Regions from separate parts of the Homo sapiens genome. Here region 1 is linked to region 2. A link is a loop called in an ENCODE intact Hi-C map of the cell type or tissue named here. Cell type or tissue: GM12878. All regions are shown on one strand. Region 1 has its middle 12 kb from the start of THBD. Region 2 has its middle 48 kb from the start of LINC03125.

Region 1 (5,000 bases), 130 kb before region 2:
TGAGAAACGTCAACTGTGCTTCGGCTGTTGGCACACATCTCCTGTGGGATAAGTTCAGGCCTTAAATGTATGCAGGACAAGAGGCTTAAAAGTGAGCATGTGCAGAGAACAAAACCTATTTAGGCAGGAAAATAAGATAATTGGAACTATATATTTTAATGCTATTTTACAGAAGTATATTATAATATATTCTTTAAATGCATGAAATGTGAGAAATTGAACAATGAAAATATCTATCACTAATATAACTGCAAATATTTAGTGCTTGCCTTTAATTTTTTGTGAAAATTAGAGATCTGAACATTTTGTTAGCACAGTAAGTATATTTAATATACCTATTATCAAATTATAACTGATAGATCCAGTGGATGGAAAGCTATGGAAGTAAACACACCTAATATAGAAAGAAATACTACTTATGGTATAGGAGATATATATATATAATTGTTACAGTAGGTAGCTAGTCAGGCCTGAGCATGGCAGGAGAGGGCTCCTCCACCACCAGGAATGTCAGACAACCATCAGATGATGGTCAGGCAGTTGTTAACTGTCTTTCTAAAATAATTTGTTGCAGCCAGTGCCAGGGAAAGCAGTCTCCCTATCAATAGAAGAAACCTCAAACTGGGGATCAGCAGCTTCCAGATAAGATCTCAGGAGCTGGGTAAGTGGGCTCAAGCTTGTGCATTAAGATGCAAAATGACAGAGTTTAATTGGTATATGACCTTCTAGGGACATTTGACTGGCAAGGGAAGAATGCTTGAAGTGAGCATGTGTACAACTCCAGTAAACAAACTGTGCTGGTAGGCCACTGAGCATGTGGACAGCCCATCCCAAGGGAAGAATCAGGGGAGAAAGGATGCAAGACCCCAGAAGTATGCCAACACATAAAACCCCAAGTGAAAAAGTCAAACCACGCACTTGTATTTCAAGTTGGCCACTTGGCCCTCTTCCAAGTGTACTTTCCTTCCTTCTTCCCTGCTCTAAAGCTTTGTAATAAACTTTCAATCCCGCTCGAAAGCTTGCTAGTCTCTCCTTCTGCCTCTCAGCTGAATTCTTTCTTCTGAGGAGGCAAGAATGGAGGTTGCTGCAGACCCATATGGATTTGCTGCTGGTAACATCATTATCTCTGAGTTGAAGCAGCATGATTTTTACTTTCTTCTCTTTCTTATATTTTCTACATGCATTTATTTTATAAGTTAAAGGCTCCACTCCTTCATTAAAAAAAGGTAAAATTATTTTTTGATAATTGAAAATTAGTCAGTTCAAAGTAATGTGGCTGGTAATACACATCGCATTTTTGCAGTCTCTTGCAAAACAGAAGCTATTCTGACTCCCTTGTAGCTCACTAATTTTCAAGAATTTAATAAAAATCTGCTGCCTGAAAGAGCCGCTCCTGTCATCTTGAGAAGGCTGGGGTCTTTGCACCCCCTGAGTTCAGTGATTGCTTCCCCAAAAACACATTTCACAAGAGGATAGACTTTATCACATGGGTTCAGCCGGGCTGTGTCATAGAGACCCATCCCAACTCACCCCATGTTATTACCAGTGAACTACTGAGATGCTAAATCTTTGGCTTCTTGGTTTGAGTTGTGGAAGGACAGATAAACAAAAGTGCCTGCTAAGACCCAGATATCTGGAGGAATTCTGTGGATGCCCTAGAGCAAGGTTGACGTGCCGTGTCTGTCAAGGGCAAGAGAGTAAACATTTCAGCTGCAGGCCTTTCAGCCTCTGTCATAACCACTGAACTCTGCCTTTGTTGTGTGAAAGCAGCAAGCCTGGTGGAGCCCCACAAAATCGGTTATCTACTGCCAGTAGCAAACCTCCCCAAAACTTAGTGATGAGAGCAATGAATATTGAAACCCTGGTTATCTGACCAAGTCAGTATTGGACAAATTTGCACAGAGATCTTTTGGTGATTTGCAGAAGCTGGTGCAGGCAGACTTCTTATTTTCATCAATATCTAGCTCCATCAGGACTGAAAACTGCAGACTAGCTACTCTAGACTTCTGGTGGCTGAGAACAAGCCTGCAGGATGGCTTGACAGCTCTGGGTAAACTGTCTGAGAACATCTTCAGCTTGGGCAGAACAGCCTTCCAGGAATGAAGATGTCACAGAGAGCAGGGTGCTGGAGAGGGCTTTACTCTGAAGTAGGGGCGGCCAATATTTGATCCCATCATTCAGAAATCCCTCTTCTACCCACAGGCCTGGCAGTGACTGAGGCTCCATCTAGCTCTGGGAGAAGAGGAAGGGAGTGGCTTCCCACTGGGGGTGCCTCAGACCTCGCTTACCTCCACCCATAGCTGGTCCACCCACCATGGGTGCTCAAAAGTAGAAGGAAGGATGGGGAAACATTCAGTCCACGTCCAAATCATCGAGAAGACTTTTCAGATTGGGAATAATTCCGAAGCCAGATCCCAGCAAGGCACTGCCAAAAAATGGCTCTCTGGGGTTTATTTTCCTTTGGAAAGGACTTTTGGGACATACGGCAAGAGGGAGCTTTCTGGGTCCCTTAAAGGGCCCTGCAGGAAAGAAGGGCAGTGGGACGCATTGTCTGTTCTCCATAGACAATAGGGCAGACTGCTTCCTCCTTGGGACTGGTAGTTACGTTTATGTTTCTGACAACCAGCTGGCCACTGAAGAAGCGTGGAGCCAACAGCTGCAAGGGATAATTTTGGCAGCATCACCCACGGTGCAAATTTAAAACTCCAGCTGGTTCTACTGCAAGCAGAATAAACACAAACAGCTGATAATAAGTAAATTCAGAACTTGAAATATGCCAGAGACACTTTATAGCCCTCTGTTTTCTCCTAGTGTGCACTCTTTGTGCTCTCATCCTGTGGTCTTGAGCGTGAACATCATTTTCATATTTTATCTTGCTATCTAAAAGTTTTATTTATTTGGGAAATAAGTAGGCTCTGAATCTGGGGGGAAAATAGTTGTCAAGAACCAAATATTTGGCTTCCTGTTTCCCAGAAAGTGTTTGCTGCTGTTTCCATTTCTGGCCCAACATTTTTCCAGAGTTGAAAATGTCATTTAAATGAGTCAGTCCCCGGGGCTCAGAAGCAATGATAAAGATGTGGACATGGCCCCAGAACGTTGGAGCACTGCTGCCTCTGGTGGACTGAAGGGCAGCTGGCATTAAAAACAGGATGTTCCTGCTGTGATACAGGCAGAGGAAGAAGAAGGGTATGCAAACCAAGGCAGTCCCCTGCAGCCTTGCCCCTCAGTGTGTGGTCCCAGACCAGCAGCATCACTGCACCTGGTAGCTTGTTAGAAATGCACAACCTCTGACCCCACCCCGACCTCCTGCATCAGAATCTGCCTGTTGACAAGGTCTTGGGGAAAAGGGTATTGGGGAATTTGCTGCACACACACTCCGCTGGGCAACCCAACGGCCTCAATGAGACCAGCCTGCACAGGATTCTACCTGCCTTCCCCTACCTTCCACCACAGTTTCAATGATCCTCTTAGGAGTATGAAAAAGGAGTGGCCAAGATTGTCAGCATCAGCTTTTATCTTCTCTCTGTGAACACATATATCACTTACCAACTTGTCAGAAAGGCAGATTCCTGGGCCCTAATTCAAACTTCCTGAATCAGAAACTCTGGGGATTGGGCCCAGCCCTGTGGGTTTTAGCAAGCTCTCCAGGGCATTCTGATGCACAGGTTTGAGAAACAACTGGCTCATTGTATGTGAGGCATGAATGAAGTGGCCTCCCAGGCTCTGCTCACATCCTCACTACCCTCATCTCTTCCTCCTGGGCTTTCCACCTTGGGTCCTGGCTCTACCAACTCTTCCTTGGATCCTGAATCTACAGTTTCTACCTGCATGGGCACAAGTATCACAAACCTTATCCTGATGGGATAGTGGAACTCCACCTTCAAGCCAAGATAAATGTAATTTGTAAAATTTTTGCACAGACAGGAGGTGCAGAGGACATTGTTATCATGAAGCTGAAAGTCATGCAATAGGATGGAAAGGAGGAAGACTGAAGGAATCCAAGATGCTAAAAGTATTAAGAATTCATAGCCCAACCTCATACTGTTGGGCTATGAGTATGTCAACCTCATACTGTTTTCTGCAAAGAAACAGAGATAATAAGTGCTTTAGGTTTTGCAGGCCACTTGGTCTGTGCTGCTGTAACAGGAGACCAGCCGCAGACCATATATAAACGAATGGATGTGGCTGTGGTCCAATAAAACTTTGTTTACAGACTTTGAAATTTTCATAATTTTACATGCCATGAAATATTTTTCTTCTTTTGATTTTTTTCTGACCATTAAAAAAATGCAAAAAAGCCATTTTTAGCTCACGCACCATACAGAAACAGGCAGTGGGCCAGAGTGGGCCTGCAGGCCATAGTTTTCCAAACCCTGCCCTACAAACATTAATAAAGAAAAAAACTTAGAAGATGCAGGACTTGCTTATGAAAACTTCCTCTACTTCAAAAAAGATATATATAGAGAAGAAAAAAACCCAACCACTAAGAAGCATTGTATTCAAATGCAAGAGACAATGGTGGGAAAAGCCCTCTTTGTCTTGTTTCTGTCCATTGTGGATGTTTCTTGTCACTGTTGTGGAATTATGGTGAGTGAAAGAGAGGGCGTTAAGAAGGAAGAGAAGAGAAAGGAAAAGCAAAATACAGTGAGTATTTAGGAAGTTGTAGAAGGCAAAGTAAGGACTGAAATGACCACAAGCTTCATATTACAAGGAGAGAGAAAAATGTGGTTCTGTTCTTTCAGTTAAAGAGAAAAACGCTTCCACCTTACTCCCCAATAGAACCACAGATCTCAGAGTTGGCTTGGCTGAGACCAGGCCTATTGGATTCTTGGCTTCCGGTATCATGCAGCTTCTGGTAAGTCAATGTGTTTGACATTCCTCCACACTCTAGACTCCCCAGCTCCCAAGGAAGGAACACCACCTTTCATCTTCCAGGTCATTTCATTCTGCTATGAAGGTGTTTCCATCTCAAAAATTGGTAGTTCATATAAAGCGGGCAA
Region 2 (5,000 bases):
AATAGGCTTTGGCATAGCCCTGCCTGGGGTCAGGCTGAACTGTAAAAGCATTTCTATGATTGTTGAGCTCACTCAGTAGACTGAGTGTGAAGGGCTCTAGATCCCAAGACGGTCCAGAGAAGTCGTCGTGCATATGTAGGCAGCTCACACACCTCTGACTTCATGCAGCGATAATTAGCTCCTAAACTCAGTTTCAATTTGTTCACGCAACTCTTACCACTCCCAACCTCCACTCATCAAAGATCTGGGCTGGGTGTACTCAGTGGTGTTAATTTGGTGTCATTTATGTTCAGACATTAAGCAACGCTTATGGGATAAACTAAAATCTTGTCCCTCCCTGGGCTGTTGGCAGAGTAGCCCACACAATCAGCACATCTCATTGCCAACTGGCACCAGCTGCTGGACCCCTGCTTCTGGGTGATAAACACTGAAGAATGTGAACGTTACACCAGGAACACTTGTCATTCACTAGCTTCTGGCAGGAGCCAGTAGAATCCCTTCAAACCCCTTCCTGCATAACCCTTAAGCTACTTATCTCCTGGGCCACATCAGGTGATGTCATCAGATGTAGACGTGTATTTACAAGTTCATTACCCAAGACTTTGAAACTGTCTCCACCCCCATTCCCAAAATGAAGATGTTAACGTCCTCTTAGGAGAAAATGGAGAAGTGGCTTTCTCCAAAAGTCATTCTTACCCAGAAGACTATTGGGGGTAAACATTCAGGCCAGACCGAAGGTACTGTTGTCTTATGCTTTGATTTGGTTTGTTTTTCCTGTTTTCTGGTCAATTCCTGTGGCTCTTTTTCCTGGGGCCTGGCTTTGGAGGCAAGCCCAGGTCCATGACCTCCAGACCATGCAATCAAGCATGACTGGGATCTTCACTAAGAGGAGGCTGGAACCTGAGAGAGGTGCCTTCCATGAAGCTGGGAGAGCCCCACCAGCACTGGGCCATGGCTGTGGAGTTTGTGGAGACTGCCATCAATGAGATAATAATAATAAAGACACACTCAAATCTAAGTGGATAAAAGGCTTAGGCTGTATCCAGCTTTCTTTTAAGCACTTTACATAATTCATCTCATTTAAGGCTCCAAATAACATCATTGAAGACAAGATTGTATTCTAGACCCACACAATTTAGAGGATAGACAGAACCCAGGAACTTTCAAAATACCAGGGAAATGTCTTTTAAAGAGGCAGAGGCAGCTCCTAAAAAATATTCGATTCCCATACCTGTGAGACCTATGCAAGCACATTGGAAAAATGATATGCAATATAATACTTATTATATTGGTATTGTGGGGATTGTTGTTATAGTCATGTTATAGAAAACTAGCTCAACATAATAAAGGTTATATATAAAAAACCCACAGTTAACATCATATTCAATGGTGAAAGACTGAAATATTTTCCTGTAAGATCAGGTAGAAGAAAAGGATGCCCATTTTCACCACTTTTTCTCAACATTGTATGGGAAGACTGAGCCAGAGCAATGAATCAAGAAAAATAAATAAAAAGACATCCAAATGGCAAAATAGAAGTAAAATTATCTCTGCTCACAGATGACATGATCTTTTATGTAGAAAATCCTTTAGATCACATACATACACACAAACACACACACACACACACTCACACTTTAGTACCTTGAAGTGTTTCCAGTTCCTTCAAATAAAGTTAGGTTGTTGATGTCAGATCTTCTGTTTTAATGTGTTAACAGCTATAAATGTTTTTAAGTTAAAAATAAAAAAATGAATTCAGCAGGATAGAAAATTCAGAAAGTTGCAGGATTCAAAATTAACATGCAAAAATTAGTTCCATTTCTATACATTAACAATGAATAATCTGAAAAGGAAATTAAGAAAACAATCCCATTGACAATAGCATCAGAATAAATATTTTATTCTAAGAATAAAATACTTAGAAGCAAACATAAGGAGGTAAAAGATTTGTACACTGAAAGCTAAAAAAAAATTGCTGAAAGATATTTAAAGTATAAGTAAATGAAAGAAAAGTTCTGTGTTCATGAATTGGAAAACTTAATATTGCTAAGAAGTCAGTACTACCCAAAATGATCTACCAATTCAATAAAATCCCTGTAAAGATCCTAGTGACTTTTTGTGCACAAGTACAAAAATCTATTCTAAAATTATATGAATCTCAAAGGACCTCAAATAACCAGAGCAATCTTTAAAAAGAGGAACAAAACTGAAAGTCTTTCACTTCTTGATTTCAAAACTTACTACAAAACTGCAGTAATCAGGACCTCTACCTTTCACCATATACAGTCACCAACTCAAGATGGAGAGAAGATGTACATGTAAGACCTCAAACTAGAAGAATCCTAGAAGAAAACCTAGGAAACACCATTTTGGACATCGGCCTTGGGAAAGAATTTGTGACTAAGTCCTCAAAAGCAATTGCAACAAAAACAAAAAATGACAAGTGGGACCTAATTAAACTAAAGAACTTCTGCATAGCAAAAGAAACTGTCAACAGACAGCCTCCACAGTGGGAGGATATATTCACAAACTATGCATCTGACAAAGGTCTAGTATCTAGAATCTATAAAGAATTTAAGCAATTGAACAAGCAAAAAAAGACCCCATTAAGAGGTGGGCAAAAAACATGAACAGGCAAATTTTAAACAAAGACATATAAGCAGCCAATAAACATATGAAAAAGATGGTCATTGTCACTAATAATCAGAGAAATGGAAATCAAACCATAATGAGATACTATCTCACACCAGTCAGAATGACTTTTGTTAAAAAGTCAAAAAACACTGGGCAAGGTGGCTCACGCCTATAATCCCAACACTTTGAGATGCCAAGATGGGTGGATCACCTGAGGCCAGGAGTTAAAGAGCAGCCTGGCCAACATGGTGAAACCCTGTCTCTACTAAAAATACAAAAATTAGCCAGGGCTGGTGGCAGGCATCTGTAATCTCTCAGCCACCAGAGAGGCTGAGGCACGAGAATCATTTGAACCTGGGAGGCAGAGGCTGCAGTAAGCTGAGATTGTGCCACTGCATGCCAGCCTGGGCAACAGAGCAAAACTCTTTCTAAAAAAAAAAAAGTCAAAAAAAATATCAGATGCTGGTGAGGCTACAGAGAAAAGGGAGCACCTATACACTGTTGGTGGGGATGTCAATTAGTTCAGCCACTGTGGAAAGCAGTCTAGAGATTTCTCAAAGAACTTAAAATAGAACTGCCATTGGACCCAGCAATCCCATTACTGGGTATATACCCAAAAGAAAGCTAATTGTTCCACCAATAAGAGACACACGCACACACACACACACACACACACACACTTGTTCATTGGAGCACTATGCACAAGAGCAAAGATATAGAATCAACCTAGGTTCCAATCAACAGTGGATTGGATAAAGAAAATATGGTACATATACATCATAGAATACTACACAGCCAGTAAAAAGAATGAAATCATGTCCTTTGCAGCAATATGGATGCAGCTGGAGGCCATTATCCTAAGTAAATTAACACAGACACTGAAAACCAAATACTGCATGTTTTCATTTATAAGTGGGATGTAAATATCAGGACCTCATGGATATAAAGACAGCAACAATAGACACTGGGGACTACTAGAGAAAGGGGAGAGGTGGGTACGGGTTAAGAAAGTAACTTATGAGTGCTATTCTCAGTACCTGGGTGATGGGATCATTTACCATACCCCAAACCTCAGCATCACACAATAGAACCAGGTAAAAAATCTGTACATGTACCCCTGAATCTAAAATAAAAGTTGAAAAAACAAACTACAGTAATCAAAACATTGTACTTACATAAAGACAGACATACAGAATAATGGGATAGAATACAGAGTTCAGGTTTAAATTCTCACATATATGGTCAAATAATTTTGAATGAGGGTACCAAAACCATTCAACAAGGGTAAGGACAGTCTTTTTAACAAATGGCACTGGAAAAACACAATATTCACATGTAAAAGAACGAAGTTGAACCCCTACCTTAACTATATACAAAAATTAACTCAAAATGGATTAAAGACCTAAATGTAATTACTAAAACTATAAAACTCTTAGAAGAAAACATAGAGGAAACCTTCACATCATTGGATTTGGCAATGATTTATGGATATAGCAGTAAAAGCACAAACGACAAAAGAAAAAATCGATAAATTGGAATACTTCAAAATTTAAAAATGTTGTGCACCAAAGGACACTGTCAACAGAGTAAAAGCAATCCACAAAATGGAAGAAAATATTTGCAAATCCATATATCCAATAAGAGATTAATAGCCAGAATTTCTACAGATTTCACAACTGAAAAAAATGAAAACGAAAACAACCGGATTAAAACATTAGCAAAGGACTTGAGCAGACATTTCTCCAAAAAATATATACCAATTAACTTTATGGGATTTTTCCATCTTGGTAAGAACAGGCACTATTCACAGCTCTGAGTAAGCTTGGGGCATTGCTCAATCTAAATCTTTCAGATGCTTCTTTCCCCAGCCTTCAACAGAACCCATTAACAATTTGCTGAATATTTGAGGGGGACCCTCGGCATATCTTCAGAGCTCTCTTGCCCACTGTCTCCATGCACGTGTCTCCTCTTTGGTACTCATCCTATCAGTTCTAGTCAGTGGGTTCTCCCTGGACTCTCCACTCTGTGTCTTCAACTCAGAGTCTGCCAGGCTCCAGCTGGCTTCTCCTTCCTTGTATGTATTCTTTTTGCTTTTACAGAGAAATAAAGTGTCACATAATGCTAAGGTAAACAAAAACCCACCTTTCCAGTGCCATTTGTTAAACAGACTGTCCTTACTCTTGCCTGGAAACTCTCAAAGCAGTAACTGGGGCAATCATATGAGTTGCCTCATTTCTTCCCTGTCTCTCAGGGCTCCCTGTCCTCCATTGCCTGATGCTCCTTGTCTTGAAACTGTCATTTTATGTATTTGGTCTAGCTTTTTGGTTTTGTTTTGTTTTGTTTTGTTTTCAGGTGGGAATATAAAT

Evidence for each region. Peaks named below come from ENCODE experiments on the same cell type or tissue, not always from the same donor. Only the 100,000 strongest peaks of a DNase experiment are listed, where the experiment ranks them.
Region 1: a loop joins it to region 2, with 2.9 times the contacts of the local background. A loop is called at or near these places in 19 of 110 quality-filtered maps.

Annotation. Positions count from the first base shown.
Region 1 is chr20:23,059,196-23,064,195 of GRCh38, forward strand. No RefSeq gene overlaps it. Among named protein-coding and RNA genes, the nearest start is that of THBD, 12 kb to the left of the region's middle. RefSeq lists a silencer at 3,037-3,331. In GM12878, a CTCF peak has its summit at 3,106; no DNase peak of the experiment used is centred here.
Region 2 is chr20:23,193,586-23,198,585 of GRCh38, forward strand. No RefSeq gene overlaps it. Among named protein-coding and RNA genes, the nearest start is that of LINC03125, 48 kb to the left of the region's middle. In GM12878, no CTCF peak of the experiment used is centred here; a DNase peak (open chromatin) is centred at 2,256.